5 separate regions of the Homo sapiens genome follow, and all the other regions are linked to region 1. A link is a contact called in ENCODE Hi-C or POLR2A ChIA-PET data. All regions are on one chromosome and are shown on one strand. The core of a region is the stretch at or near the end of the contact, and the rest is flanking DNA. Distances in the headings are between cores, read along the strand shown.

Region 1 (2,794 bases), core at 127-2,626:
GATCGCACCATTGCACTCCAGCCTGGAGACAGAGCAAGACTACGTCTCCAAAACAACAACAACAACAACAACAACAACAACAAAAACCATCACCCAATCCCCTTAGGGTGGGATGATGCAATTTATACTAGGGTTACTATAATAATGTTGCTGGTTGGTGCAGCAGCTCACCTCAGTAATCCCAGCACTTTGGGGGGCCGAGGCAGGTGTATCACTTGAGGTCAGGAGTTCGACACCAGCCTGGCCAACATGGTGAAACCCTGTCTCTACTAAGAATACAAAAATTAGCCAGGCGTGGTGGGACATGCCTGTAATCCCAACTACTCCCTAGGCTGAGGCAGGAAAATCGCTTGAACCTGGGGAGGCGGAAGTTGCAGTGAGCTGAGATCTTGCCACTGCACTCCAGCCTGGGCAACATAGCAAAACTTTGTCTCAAAATTGATAATAATAATCATATGTTGCTTACTGGCCACCTTTTATAAGCAACGGTGTGCTGGGGACATTGAGGCTTCTGCATGCAACCTCCCATCCAATCTGCCAGCAAATGATGGGAAGGTAAGGCTGCTCTGTGGAAGGAGGCCGGTTAATCATGAAACATTTAAGTAAAAGTGGAGGAAAAGGTCACTGTTAACGCAGAGAATGGAGATTGCAAGTGGGAACTGGTAGAAAATGGCCAACCACAGGGCTTATCTGTGACAGCAGTGTGTCCATCAAAAATCAGTGAATAATAGAAACAACAGGGTCCTCCAGGCATCATCAAGACCTCAGTGTTATCTGCAATCAAAAGGTGAGGGCAGGGGGCAGGCGCAGTGGCTCACGCCTGTAATCCCAGCACTTTGGGAGGCCGAAGCGGGTGGATCACGAGGTCAGGAGTTCGAGACCAGCCTGGCCAACACAGTGAAACCCCCATCTCTACTAAAAAGACAAAATAATTAGCCGGGCATGGTGGCACGCGCCTGTAGTCCCAGCTACTTGGGAGGTGGAGGCAGGAGAATCACTTGAACCCGGGAGGCGGAGGTTGCGGCGAGCCGAGATCGTGCCATTGCACTCCAGCCTAGGCAACAAGAGCGAAACTCCGTCACAAAAAAAAAAAAAAAAAAAAAAAAAAAAAGTGACGGGTGATGGGGTGATGGATAGGTTGAGAGCTCGACTCACGTTGCTGAAGCTCTGCGCGGCTTTAGAAAATTCCCCGCACAGGTAGAGCCGCTCGCCTTCGGCCATATAAGAGGGAAAGGTGCTTCGCAAGGTCTCGCCTTCGGGGTCCGACATGGTGACCGGATTTAGAGACGCTAAAGCAGAGACAATCAAAGAAAAGCTGGAGAACCTCTATCTGGTTTGTGGAAGCTCCGTTTCTTAGCAACCATGAGATGTACAGCGACTTCCGGTTCCGCCCCCGTCTGGCAAGGGCCCGGATTCTGGGTACAACCTGCCGGCGTGCGCTTGCGCCAGTTCTGCCGCGCACTGGGCCAGGGAGTGATGATTGCGTGGCTGACGGCTGGGCTGGTTAGTGTTTGCTGTTGCACGCTCTGGCGGTTCTCTCTGGAGTTGCTGCCTGAAAAGGCTCCCTTGTAAGACAGCCAAGAAAACAGGAAGAGGGTTGGAGGCAAAGTTCCGAATAGGGATGAGGCATACGTGGTAAGGATATGTGCACGGCGTACCGCCATTAGGGGGAGAGAGCACTGGGCTTGGAGTCAGCAGACTTGGGCTGACTTCGCTCCTGTCACTTCCTAACTGCGTGACCTCTCGCGGGGCATGTAAGGGCTCCCAGCCTCGAATGTTCCACCTGCCAAATAAATATGAAAATAATGGAACACTCAGGGATGCGAGGATTTGCATAAGAAAACATGGAAAATAACGTTGGGTTCAACATAATTTAACGCAGTTATTTGAGCAGCTACTAGTAGCGGGCCTTGACCAAGGCATATTCTGACGTCCTTCCCCATTCCCTCACCATCACCACTCCTCCAAAAGTGGACTAGGTGCTTCTTCTGGGCTCCAACGATACCCTAAGTAGCTTGCTTAACTGCCTTTACTACGTTACTTCCAAAACGTCCTAATGTCATTGTTAAAGTTTAAATAGTAAAAAGATGTCTTTAACTACAAATGCACACACACACACACACACACGGCATACATGTAAAACTGGGGATATTTGAGTAAGATCAGTGGATTGTATCAGTGTCAATTTTCTGGTTGTGTTATTGTACTAAAGTTTTTAAGGATGTTACCATTGGGAGAAACTGGGAAAAGGGTACATGGGATCTCTTTTGTATTTATTTCTTATGAACTGCATATGAATCTATGATTATCTCAAAAGGTTTAATTCAAAATATAAGAAATAATATGGTCCCTGCTTGAAGGAGTTTTATCTAATAGGGGAGAAAGATGTATAAACAAGTAACGGCCACTTAAGTGATATTAACTAGTAATTAAAAGTTCTGTGTGCCTGTGAGGGAGATGAGGACAAAGTGGTGTGAAACCCAGGCAAATGAATGATTCAGCCAGGGTCTGGGATGGGTTAGAGACATGTTCATAGAGGGGTAATATTTGAGCTGAGGGTGAGTATGGTGGAGCCCAGTAGACGTAAGTAGAGAATGAGAGCTAGGTGTGGTGGCTCATGCCTGTAATCCCAGTACTTTGGAGACTGAGGTGGGAGGATCGCTTGAGCTCAGGAGTTCGAGACCAGTCTGGGCAACATGGCGAAGCCCTGTCTCTACCACAAATACAAAAGTGAGCTGGGTGTGGTGGCGTGTGCCTGTAGTCCCAGCTACTCAGGAAGCTGAGGCAGGAGGAT
Region 2 (2,794 bases), core at 196-2,695, 250 kb before region 1:
GGCGGATCACTTGAGGTCAGGAGTTCAAGACCAGCCTGGCAAACATGGCGAAACCCCATCTCTACTAAAAATACAAAAATTAGCCGGGCATTGTAATGCACGCCTGTGATCCCAGCTACTAAGGAGGCTGAGGCGGGAGAATTGCTTGAACCCAGGAGGCAGAGGTTGCAGTGAGCTGAGGTCATGCCACTGCACTCCAGCCTGGGCAACAGAGCAAGACTCCGTCTCAAAAACAACAAGAACAAGAACAACAAGAACAACAACAACAACAAAAGTAGAGACACAGAAAAATGTGGCACTTCTTAGCAATCTAACATCCCAGATAATACCTAGCTCAGAGGGTGGGGAGAATTTAGCCTGCCCTCCTTGCCCATAGGGTTCCCACTTTCACTGCTTCAGCTGTTTTGTCGTGGGAAGCAGCCACCCTCAGCCACAGAACTCAGCTGCCTCAATTTTCTGCATAGGTAGTGAGAAAGTCCTGTGTCTAGTCTCACTTTGGTCCCTCTTGCTGCTGTACTGGTTCCATCTTGGAGAAGTTAGAGGTCAAAGTTCACATGTGCATCCTTGGAGATTTGCAAGCCATGACTCTGCCCACCTCGAAACTATCTTTTTCAGAGGTAGTTTCTCCCAAACTTGCCTCCAGCCTCTCTTCCACTTGAAGGGCAGCAGAGAGGAGGATTAAGACAGTAGGAAGAGGGAAAACAGGCAGGCAACTGCCCTTCAAGACACTTATTTTGTACCAAAGACATGCATTATGGTATTACATTCTCACGGTAACTGCATCAGGTAAGAATTATCAGCTCCATTTTACAGATGAGGAAAGTGGGCTTGGAGAGGATATCACACGATTGGTGTCTAGAGCTGGGACTCTACCTGGTGGACTCCAAAGCTCTTTTCATTCCACCATGCTGTGTCTCAGTAGGCAGAGTTCGCCAGGGTGTCTTGGGAAAACTGAGGCAGGAGGTAAGAATGGTGCTTTCTAGAGTTGGGGTTTCAAGCCTTCCCATTGTCCATTCTCTACCAGCAAACTAGCCTCTTAACCCTTGCTGTCTCACGCTGGAGCTACTGGCCTGTGGGTGCTGCGAAATATGTCAACTCCAGTAGGCGGCACTGTGAACCAGACACCAGCCCAGCGTGGACGCCGCGCGGGAAAACCCGCGAGGTGGAGCCACAAGGAGCAGCCAGGGAACCACGTGTGGAGGCGTGGCCAGCCTGGAAGAGGGCGGGTCTGTTATTCAAGCCCCGCCCATCATTTCAGGCCTCCCCTCCCGGTGGGCGTGCCCCGAATTCTCTCCCCGAGAGACACGCGTGGGCCGCTCCCCTCTGGGAGGAGGGCTGCCCAGAGGGGTGCGGGTGTCGCTAGCGGCCCCTCCCCGTGTGGGGCCACGTGGCGGGTGCGGGCCGAGCCCGAGGGGAAGAACCTGGCCCGTGGGGAGGTGGGGGGGACCGAAACGGCGCTGAGCCGAGCCGAGAGCTACGGGGTTCGGAGCAGAGGCAGCGGCAGCGGCAGCGGCAGTAAGAGGGAGGGGAGGAGGCAGGAGGGCGCATGGGGCGCCCCGGCCCCTCCGACAGCGCGCCCCCTCCGGCCCGGCCGCGCTGAAAGCTCCCCAGCGCCGCGCCTTGAACCCACGCCCCGGGGCCATGCCGGTCATGAAGGGGTTGCTGGCCCCGCAAAACACCTTCCTGGACACCATCGCCACCCGTTTTGACGGAACGCGTGAGTGGGACGGAGGTCGGGGCTTGAGGTTCGAGCTGGGGGGCAAGTATCCTCGGGGCCGTCTCGGATCTCCTGGACATGGTGAGACCCGAGGCGAGGGGAGAGAATGGAGGTGCGGGTCTAGGAACTCCCAAAGCCGCGGTGCAGGAACAGGGCGGGGAGTGCCCTGCGAGGGGAGGAGGGGAAAGGGCCGAGAGCACGGGGGCCAAGGTTAGGGGGTGTGACTCGAGGCAGAAGAGGCTCTTTGTGCGGCAGAGCGGAGGAGGGTCCTTCGGAGCCGCCCACTCTCGGGCAGAGCTGTGCTGGGGGCGTGTATGGGGGTATCCGAGACACAGAAGTGGGGCAAAGTGGCCGGGCATTCTGGGGTCTACTCACAGACTCCAGCTCCCACTACCTCCAGAAAAAAAGGAGAAAAGATCAGACTTCAGCAGGACCTAGTTTGGATTGAGGTCGCGCGCCCCCAAATCGTGGGGCGTCAGTGTCTAAGGTGGGTGAGGCAGGAGGAGGGGAGCGGTCTGTGCGACGGTGGGAACTCCCAGCTCGCCCAACGTAGCTTGGGTTTCAGGTTCAGCACCTTGGACAGCCACATCACTCCTCCCCCGCCTCTTCTCCCGCCATTCCCTCTTCCCACTCTGGAACCCAGAGATTCCCCGCCCTCACCTCCCCCAACCCCGCCATTCCCTCGGGAACCCTGGCCGGGATCTGGATGGTGGGGGAGCGGTACCCGAGGGCGGAAACTGAGCCGCCGGGCCCTACCCTCTTCCCCACCACCTTGTTTCCATAGCGCCCATCACCGGGGCAACAGGCCCTGGGATGGAAGAAGGAGGCTGTGCCCAGAGCCCAGTGCCTCCCAGGCACCTTCAGTGTCCCCATCAGCCTCCCTGCCCCCAGACAGTCATCCCTCCTAGAGCACCAGGACTGGTTGTGTCACAGGCCCCATCTCTTAGCTGAGTCTCTGTCCCTGGATGGCCCACAGGAGTCCCCCTGGCCTCCCACCCATTGGAGCTGGAGGGAGACAGCTCGGGTTCTGCTGCTGGGGGTTGCTGGAGCTATACGCTCAATGCCCTCTCCCATTAG
Region 3 (2,794 bases), core at 178-2,677, 200 kb before region 1:
AACTTAAGAAAAAAAAAGAATTTGAGACCCACTGACCTGTAGTGTCCAGAGCAGAGGGAACCCCGGAGCAGGGAAGAACAGTGTCCCATTTTTCTTTCTCTTTCTCTTCCATCCTTGGCCCAGAAGTGCCTGTGCACAGGGCCAGGGTGTTTAGGAGCTTAGATCCCTTCTGCGCTTTCATGTGCATTGTATTAATAGGAAAATAGTGTGACTCCAAGTCCTTATACATTCTCTCCCCTTTCCTGTGGAAGACATGAGGTTGGGACTGGTGCTTGTTCTTAGTGGCCTCTGAACAAGCCAGGGTTCTGATTTGGATGGTGGGTCCATGGCAAGGAGAATCTTTCTCCCTAGATCTGAAGCTCCAGCACGGCCATTGTACTTGTGAAAAAAAGTCAACTTTTTTTTGAGACAGAGTCTTACTCTTTTGCCCCAAGCTGGAGTGCAATGGCGCGATCTCAGCTCACTGCAATCTCTGCTTCCTGGGTTCAGGCAATTCTTGTGCCTCAGCCTCCCAAGTAGCTGGGATTACAGGCGTGTACCACCACGTTGGCTAATTTAAAAAAATCAACTTTGACTGTAACTTTAGCTCTTATGGAGAATTTGATTTTTGTCTCAAAGAAGACTTTGAAAACTATGTCAGTTTTGGCTATAATTCCATCACCTGACTGCACAAGTGGATAATTTTTGCCAGGGGTTCAAAAAGAAAGATTGCCAGTAAGACACACATCCCTGGGAGGCAGGACAGCTCAGTGAATGCATTCACCTTTACTACCTGCCATGTCTTCAGTTTCCCAGGCTTGGGAGGAGAGGGTATAATGCTTCCTGGGGCTCTCGGTCTGGCCTTCCCCTGGCTTAGACACCCTCATATCTCCGTGCGCCCTTCCTAGCAAAATTGGCTTCCTTGGGCTTTATTGACTGCAAAGGTTGGACACCACTGCTCATTTGATCACCAAGCAGGGCCAGGCAAACCACTAGGCAACAGACCGTAAAAAGTGCTGGGTGTGCCTGCTCAGGTATCTCTGGAAGGCAGGATCAGTGACCAGGCAGAACATGTCACCAGCTAGTTCATGCCAGGGAGAGCCTGTCTCAGTTCATTGGGATGGCCAGAGTCTGTTCACCAACAGTCTTGGAGAAAGTGTTACAAATAACCCTGTCAGTACTCTTAGCTACTGTTTACTCAACATGATGTGTGTGAGACAGCTGGCAAACACTGCCATTAACCCTGGTGTGCCCCATATTAGTGATGAGAACACTGAGGCTCAGCTCAGGTGGCTTCTACAAAGTGATTCAGAAGTGGCAGGAGACAGTCACATCTGTGGTGCCGAAAGCCAGTGCCTGTGCTCACTCTCTCTCTGCCAGATGCTCTAGCCCTGGCTGTGCTTCAGTGGGTGTGCTTCACCTGCAGATGCTGGGCTCTGTGCCAAACCTTCATGAGAATCTCGAGGGGCTGGCTGCACAGATGACTTCAATGTACAGACACCGTTGAGAACCACTGCAGGAGAGTTATTTGTCTCCCCTTCTGGCTTGTTTTTAAAAATCACATTCTGTTCCTCTAACCCTGTGGTTTGGTAGTGACAAGACTTAGATCTGTTACCTGTATTTTTCTCGACCTGTAGGTGCTGGTTACTTCCCAGCTCGGTACCCTAAGCACCAGCTGCTTTGGTTTTTTTGGAATCAGAGACTTGGTTTTCTATTACCATCTCCCAGTCCATTCATACCTCCTCCTCCAGTGCCCCAGCCACAGACCATTGCTCAGCCAAGACTCTGTGTCACGTGGATTCATGGTAATAACCAACTTGTAATTCCACTGTGGTTTTCCCTCTGTTGCTGTCGCCCTGCCTGGCTCTGGGCGGCTCCTCCCACTGTTGAGGGCACTCAGAAACTGCAAGATTACTGTGACTGTTGCTAGAGCCAGCTAGAGCTAGACCTTCCTGGACCAGCAAAGTTGCTGCCACAAAAAAAGAGAGTTTCATTCACCTAGCAGCCCTAAACCAAACATAGGGCAGGCACTGCCTCCATTGTTCTTCCACAGCAGGGAGGATGGCATCATGTCTATGGTGGGTCTGGGGGGTTCTGTCACCTGTAGGCTGGGTGACCATGAGCAGGACATTTAATATATGAATGTTAAATTATCTATCTGAAAAATGGAGGTTGTCGTAAAGCTTGAAGGAGATAATAGTTGTGCAATTGGGAAGCTGAGGCGGGAGGGTTGCTTGAGGCCAGGAGTTGGAGACCAGCCTGGGCAACACAGTGAGACTCCATCTCTGCAAAAAAAAAAGAAAGAAAGAAAGAAAGAAAATTTTAATTAGCTGGGTGTGGTGGTGTATACCTGCTGGAGGCTGAGGCAGTAGGATCTTGGAAGCTGCAGTGAGCTGTGATCACACCGCTGCACTCTAGCCTGGGCAACACAGTGAGACCTTGTTTCTTTAAAAAAAAAAATTATTTCCTTCCATCAGCACTCTTTGAGTTCCTAGTATGCACATAGGCACTGTGAGGAAGGCATCTCTAAGAAGCAGAAAGCACAGACCTTGTCTCTTCATTGACTGAGGTGAAATGAGAAAGCGTCTTAAACTATGAAAAATTGAAATGACATAACTTTGAAATATTTACATGGTATTTCTGGTTGCTAATTGAGACCCACCACCCCGTACTTCCTTCCTTGTACTTTTGGGGAAGAGGTGGGCCCCATTTCAAACCTCTTTTCCTTTGGTTCTCTCCAGAAAGGAAACTGTTGTTTCTGGCTAGTGAATCATTCTTCCTGAAGCTCACTTTTTAAATGAGTTGCTGGGAGAAC
Region 4 (2,794 bases), core at 89-2,588, 200 kb after region 1:
TCTCTACATGAAACATTTTCTTTACTTTCTAGGACCCAACTTTCCTGGTTTTCCTCTACTTCACTGCCCCACTCATCCCAGTCTTCCTTTGATGCCTCCTCTTCTTCTTTCTGCCCTCTGAATCCTAGGGGGTTAGTCCTGGGCGCTCTTACCTGTCTTCTCTCAGTCTCTTGGGGATCTCACCAGTCTCATAGCTTTAAATGGTCATCAAAGAACAATGACTCCTACATTTAAATCTCCAGCCCGGTCTCTCCCCTACATTCAGATTTATACATCTAATTGTCTACCCAACATTTCCAGTAGGATACTTAAAAAAAAAGTATTCTATTTATTTATTTATTTTGAGGGGTAGGCTCGCTCTGTAGCCCCAGCTGGAGTGCATTGGCACAATTTCGGTTCACTGCAACCTCTACCTTCCAGGTTCAAGCAATTCTCCTGCCTCAGCCTCTTGAGTAGCTGGGACTACAGGCACACGCCACCATGCTTGGCTAATTTTTGTATTTTTAGTAGAGACAGGGTTTCACCAGGTGGCCAGGCTTGTCTGGAACTCCTGACCTCAGGTGATTCGCCTGCCCCGGCCTCCCAAAGTGCTGGGATTACAGGCGTGAGCCACTGCGCCCGGCTACAGGGAGACTTTTAAGAGGCGTCTCCCAAGGAGAACAGGGGTTCGCCAGCATGGCAAGAGGAGGGCAAAGCGAACTAGGGTTGGAGGTGAAGAACAGTTAATCCAATCAAATGGAAGACGTCGAGTGGCGCGAGCACTGGGGTGTGAGCGCGAGGGTCAGGGTTGCAGCGCCAGGCAGGGTTGCAGCGCCAGGCAGGGTTGCAGCGCCAGGCAGGGTTGCAGCGCCAGGCAGGGTTGCAGCACGTTGGAAGCGCACTGGAGTTTGGAATGTCTCTCCCAGTCAACCGGGAAAGACGCAGCGCTGCCCTAATGCACTGGCCACCCCAGACCGTATGCACAACGTTGGGTTGGCAGCTTCTACACCAGGGAAGGCACCCGAAACCCCGGCGCGGCAGCTGGGGAGGGGCTGCCCCCAGCCAGGGACCCGCGAGTGCTGGGGCAGCCGCGGCTTTGGGCAGAACCATTCTCCGGAGATGGAGAGGGCAGAAAAAATCTTTCGCTCCCATCCCAACTCGGAGCCATCCGGAACTTGCACTCGCCCTTCTTGCCCTGCTTTTCTTACTGTGCTCTGTTCCGTCACCACTAGCTCCCCTCCCGCGCGGCTCTGAGTCCCGCTTGCCACTAGTTGCTTCTCGGCAGCCCCCACCCCTACGCGTGGTCCGGCCCGGCGGCTGGCGCAGGTTATAAAGGTCCCGCCGCAGCAGCGGACGGCAGACTCGAGATGCGCCCGAAGAGGTTGGGCCGGTGCTGCGCGGGGAGCCGGCTCGGACCCGGGGACCCAGCAGCACTCACCTGTGCACCTTCGCCCTCAGCCAGTCCCGCTCCGGAGCCCTCTGCGCAGCCGCAGGCACGGGGCACTGGACAGAGAGTAGGATCCCGAGCCACCTCTGGATCCCAGTTCCTCTCGGAAGCCCGCACCGGAGCTCGCCCGGCCTCGGAGGCTGGAGCCAAGGCAGGAGCCCGGCGCCCGTCCGCATTCTCGGCCATCCAAGGGGATGTCCGGTCTATGCCCGACAATTCGGACGCGCCGTGGACCCGCTTCGTATTCCAAGGGCCGTTTGGTTCCCGGGCCACTGGCCGGGGGACTGGAAAGGCAGCGGGCATCTGGAAGACGCCAGCCGCCTACGTTGGCCGGCGACCCGGGGTGTCCGGCCCTGAGCGCGCCGCCTTTATTCGGGAGCTGGAGGAAGGTAAATCGGGCCCCCGGGGTCCTGGACCGGGTGGGGACTGGGGCAACTCCAGGGAGGAAGTGGCCCCATCGGGTCCAGGCACCCCGCCCCCTCTAGCACTCAGTGTCACCCGTCCACCACCCCCGCGATGTCACTGCGGTGTCTGTCTGGTCGCCCCTTCTCCATCTCCTCCTCTGCTCTTGTCCCCTGGTTTGTGCCCGTGAGTCAGGTTCTGGGGCCTGCACGCTCGCCCACCCACCTCCACGCGCCTCTTGCTGCGGCAGATCTGCACCCCTTCAGCGCCCCTCTCCTGGGTCTACCGCAGTGCCAGGAGAGGGGCGGGGGGCTGCGGGAGGGCGCTGTCCCGCGCGCTCTGAGTCTGCGCTGGCCGACCGGGCTTGCGTGCGATGGAGGGGTGGGTGGGCGGGCGGAGGGGGAAGTTTTGCCCACTTTTTGGTTGCGGGTATGGGGGCAAAGTCGCGCTCTTTTCCTGCCCCTTGTCTCTCCTATCCTCCTGCGGGTCGGGGGAGATCTCTGGATTGGGCCTAGAGGCTCGAGTGTCTCCTAATCTGGTGAAGTCTTCCTCCTGTCCTCTGCACACGCAACAGGTGCAGGGTGAGTGGCTGCGTCTGTTTGTATGACCCAGGAGACTCCATTGCACTGCCTCCTGGGTAGGGGGTGATGAGCCAGTCTGAGGCTGTACTTCCCCTGGCTGTCTCCATTCTAGGCGCCAGGGACCCAGGTGTCCGGAGAGCCCAGTTTCTGAGCCTGGAGGACTGTGACCCCCTTACCTCAGGCTCCTCCAGGGGTAAAAAAAAAAAAAAAAAAAAAAAAGCCGGGCGCGGTGGCTGACGCCTGTAATCCCAGCCAGCACTTTGGCAGGCCGAGGCGGGCGGATCACTAGGTCAGGAGTTCGAGACCAGCCTGGCCAACATGGTGAAACCCCGTCTCTACTAAAAATACAAAAATAAGCTGGGCGTGGTGGCGGGCGTGTATAACC
Region 5 (2,794 bases), core at 193-2,692, 140 kb after region 1:
TGTCATGCCCAGGCTGGAGTGCAGTGACATGGTCTCGGCTCACTGCAACCTCCGCCTCCCAGGTTCAAGCAATTCTCCTGCCTCAGTCTCCCAGGCAGCTGGGATTATAGTTGCCCGCCACCACGCTCGGCTAACTTTTTGTATTTTTTGTAGAGATGGGGCTTCACCATATTGGCCAGGCTGGTGTTGAACTCCCGACCTCAGGTGATCCACCCGCCTTTGCCTCCCAAAATGCTGAGATTACAGGAGTGAGCCACTGCGCCTGGCCTGCCCCGTTTCTTTCATGCCAGGGCTGGATTTCCTTCAGATCTGCTGCTTGATGTTTCCAAGCCCACCAAAGCCTCCTGACACCAATACTGTATTTTTGTGCCAATTAATTGTTCTGTCTCTCCTCCAAGTGTTTGTGCCTTTTCTCTGCCCCTTCCCCATTGCCTTGACATTTTATGTCTATGCTCCTCTTCCATGAGGGGAACAGCTGGTTTGATGGTCCTTCAAATGAGAGGAAGGAGGTTCTAGCTTGGGGTGTGCCACTTTGTAGTTTTGTGACTTCTCTGAACTTCGGTTTCTTCATCTTTACAATGAGGGTCGTTTTCTCATCCTAACTATTTTTCAGAGCTGTCACAATAATTAAAAAAAAACATACCGTTAATTTAAATTTCTAACCTTTAGCAGTTTCTGAGTGCTTTCACAAACCTGACCTCATTTAATCCCCACATACTCCAGTGAGGTAGATATGGCTAATGTATCCAGTTTACAGAAGAGGAGAAACAGGGTGAAGTAACTTGCCTAAAATCATACCAAGTGGGAGAAGACCAAACCTGGCCTTCTAATTCTAAATCCCAGGAGTACTCCATCTTTCGGGAAAAAAATCCCACCCCAGCACAAAGCCTATGAAATGCTATACAAATATGTGATTACTACTTTGGGGCAAGGATGAATAAGCCCAAAGAAGCATCATGCCTGACGCTGAGTTGGCTGGCCGGTGAAGGCGTCTGTCCCTTCCCTTGGTATCCCTATGACTTACCTGTTGGACAGGTAGGGGGAAGGGGAGAGTAATGAGTCTCACCTGCTCAGAGCAAGGGTGGGGCAAGACACACCCCATCCCTTCCATTGGTTTTTTCCTTAGTCTTACTGACAGAGCCTTGTCCAATCAGGAGGAAGTAACTTTCTATCTGCCAATAGATGCAATGTTAGGATGAGACCTCAAGTTAGAGTCCATCCCTAGAGCCGACTGGCAGTCCCCGGGGCCAATGGCAAGCGGATAAACAGAGGCGGCCGTGGAAGAGGACTGGAGGCGAGGCTCCGCCCCTCCACGGGACAGTCAGGCGAGATAGCCAGTGAGCTCGCACCAGAGGGTGGGCGTCTCCCCCAGGGGCGGAGCTTCGAGGTGGCGAGGGGCGTGGCTTGGCTGTCAGGTCTCTTCGCCTTTTGTTCGGTTACTGAGTTGCTGCCTTGGCCAGAGTCCGGAGCAGCCGCCGCCCGACCACGCCGAGCTCAGTTCGCTGTCCGCGCCGGCTCCCACCCCGGCCCGACCCCGACCCGGCCCGGTCAGGCCCCATACTCAGGTGCGGGCTATCGGGGGCGCAGGTATCGTTGGGGACAGAGGGGTGGCGAGCGGCCGCGGGGCCGGTCCCAGCCGTCCCTGGGCAGGTGAGGGCCGGTGCCATCGAGCGCCACCCTGCACCGGCGGCAGGGGGCGCGCTGGGGTCCTGGGCGCGGCGACTTGGGGGTCGCGCGGTTCGGGCCGAGCGCGCCTCGGAGCTCCGCGAACCAGAGATCTGAGCAAGGCGGGGAGGGATCCGGACAGGTGCCTCCGGGGTCGCGCCTCCCCCGGGGCCCGCGCAGCTCGCCCGACGCCGCGTCCCTGACTCTCGCCCTGGGCTGGCGGGGGAGACTTTGCTCTGCTTCGACTGCGTCCCAGGGCTCACGCTGCAGTCAGGAATTTACCGTTTGGGGAACTTGCTGCCGCTGGTCTCTTTGGGGCCACCCTCACCCCACCCCACGCGTCATCCTCGCTTTCCCTCCCTCCCTACTCCCCCAGGCCTGGGTGGGGCCCTATTGTTTGCGCCCAGCTTGCCCAACTGTGGGGGCCGAGCGCACATTTTCCCAGCGACTCTGGCCCCACCTGCCGAGCAGGTGAGCGCACGGAGTCCAGAGGCCCTGCCCTCCAGCTCCCAGAGCCTCGTCGATACTACCTGCGGCGCCTCCCTCCACGCCGGTGGGAGCCCGGCTCTGGCTTCTTCAGCGGAGGTGGGATGGAGTGACTGGGGGGTGCAGGGCTCGGCTCAGTGTCCAGCTGGTGTCTGGCACCCGTGGCTCGCCCTGGGGTCTGGGGGGTGGGGTCTGTGCACGGATGAAGAATTCAGGGTCACCTGGCCCAGTTTCCAGTAGCTGTGGCTGCCAGAGTGTTGGTAGGGGAACAGGACCCGTCTTCTCTAACCTCTTATTGTTGGAAAAAATCACCCAAAACAAACTTTGCAGGAGGAAGTATTCACAGCAGCTTTATCTGGGGGTTTTCCCGTCTCCTTGCCCAAAACTTCCTTTAGGCTTAGGGGGTCCTTCCTGGTGCAAAACCCCTTCCCCCAGCCGGCCCCTGGCTGAACCTGGGCCGGTGCCTGGGCTCCGACCCTGTCTTCCCTGCCCCCACATTCATCCTGTTCGCTGGGCCCCAGGGGCCTGAGGTAGGGGCCGGGGTGGGGGGTGGAAAGTGCTGAGAGGGGAAGCAGCTTCTTCCTTCTCTTCCTGCCTCCTGGGACCACCACACCCCCTCAGACAAGGCCTGCGTAAGTGGTTG

What was found. Hi-C counts contacts between places; a loop is a spot of excess contacts on that map. ChIA-PET counts read pairs that join two places held with the same protein, here RNA polymerase II (POLR2A). Pooled maps may share reads with other maps.
Region 2: a pooled map shows a loop between it and region 1 (10-fold over the local background). The contact joins the promoter of KCNH4 here to the promoter of ODAD4 in region 1. A Hi-C loop is called at or near these places in 7 of 50 pooled maps. POLR2A ChIA-PET finds 5 or more read pairs at or near these places in 9 of 52 experiments (AG04450, B cell, GM12878 and 6 more).
Region 3: a pooled map shows a loop between it and region 1 (2.6-fold over the local background). The contact joins the enhancer-like site here to the promoter of ODAD4 in region 1. A Hi-C loop is called at or near these places in 7 of 50 pooled maps. POLR2A ChIA-PET finds 5 or more read pairs at or near these places in 8 of 52 experiments (A549, B cell, HEK293 and 5 more).
Region 4: a loop to region 1 is called in a pooled map, with 5 times the contacts of the local background. The contact joins the promoter of HAP1 here to the promoter of ODAD4 in region 1. A Hi-C loop is called at or near these places in 7 of 50 pooled maps. POLR2A ChIA-PET finds 5 or more read pairs at or near these places in 5 of 52 experiments (A549, AG04450, B cell and 2 more).
Region 5: a pooled map shows a loop between it and region 1 (5-fold over the local background). The contact joins the promoter of JUP here to the promoter of ODAD4 in region 1. A Hi-C loop is called at or near these places in 1 of 37 single-sample maps with no recorded cell type and 5 of 50 pooled maps. POLR2A ChIA-PET finds 5 or more read pairs at or near these places in 13 of 52 experiments (A549, Caco-2, H1 and 8 more).

What each region holds. Positions count from the first base shown.
Region 1 is chr17:41,929,199-41,931,992 of GRCh38, reverse strand. ODAD4 (outer dynein arm docking complex subunit 4) reads right to left here and starts at 1,376. Exons shown (of 12, transcript NM_031421.5): 1 at 1,156-1,376. The coding sequence starts at 1,269. It also overlaps a transcript of ACLY not described here. RefSeq lists enhancers at 1,268-1,367, 1,548-1,637, 1,350-2,253.
Region 2 is chr17:42,179,793-42,182,586 of GRCh38, reverse strand. KCNH4 (potassium voltage-gated channel subfamily H member 4) reads left to right here and starts at 1,445. Exons shown (of 17, transcript NM_012285.3): 1 at 1,445-1,717. The coding sequence starts at 1,642. RefSeq lists silencers at 1,014-1,289, 1,296-1,535 and an enhancer at 2,485-2,794.
Region 3 is chr17:42,132,189-42,134,982 of GRCh38, reverse strand. All of the region lies in intron 1 of RAB5C (RAB5C, member RAS oncogene family), which reads left to right. Among named protein-coding and RNA genes, the nearest start is that of HSPB9, 11 kb to the right of the region's middle. RefSeq lists enhancers at 1,061-1,110, 1,681-1,730. Within about 2 kb of position 1,427, at least 26 of the 41 ENCODE cell types and tissues checked have a DNase peak (open chromatin) inside an H3K27ac peak, as active enhancers do; they include B cell, where a contact is called at or near this core.
Region 4 is chr17:41,733,187-41,735,980 of GRCh38, reverse strand. It overlaps HAP1 (huntingtin associated protein 1), which reads left to right and starts at 1,338. Exons shown (of 11, transcript NM_177977.3): 1 at 1,338-1,815. The coding sequence starts at 1,347. RefSeq lists an enhancer at 1,907-2,449.
Region 5 is chr17:41,785,359-41,788,152 of GRCh38, reverse strand. JUP (junction plakoglobin) reads left to right here and starts at 1,442. Exons shown (of 14, transcript NM_002230.4): 1 at 1,442-1,565. RefSeq lists silencers at 1,474-1,773, 1,938-2,150.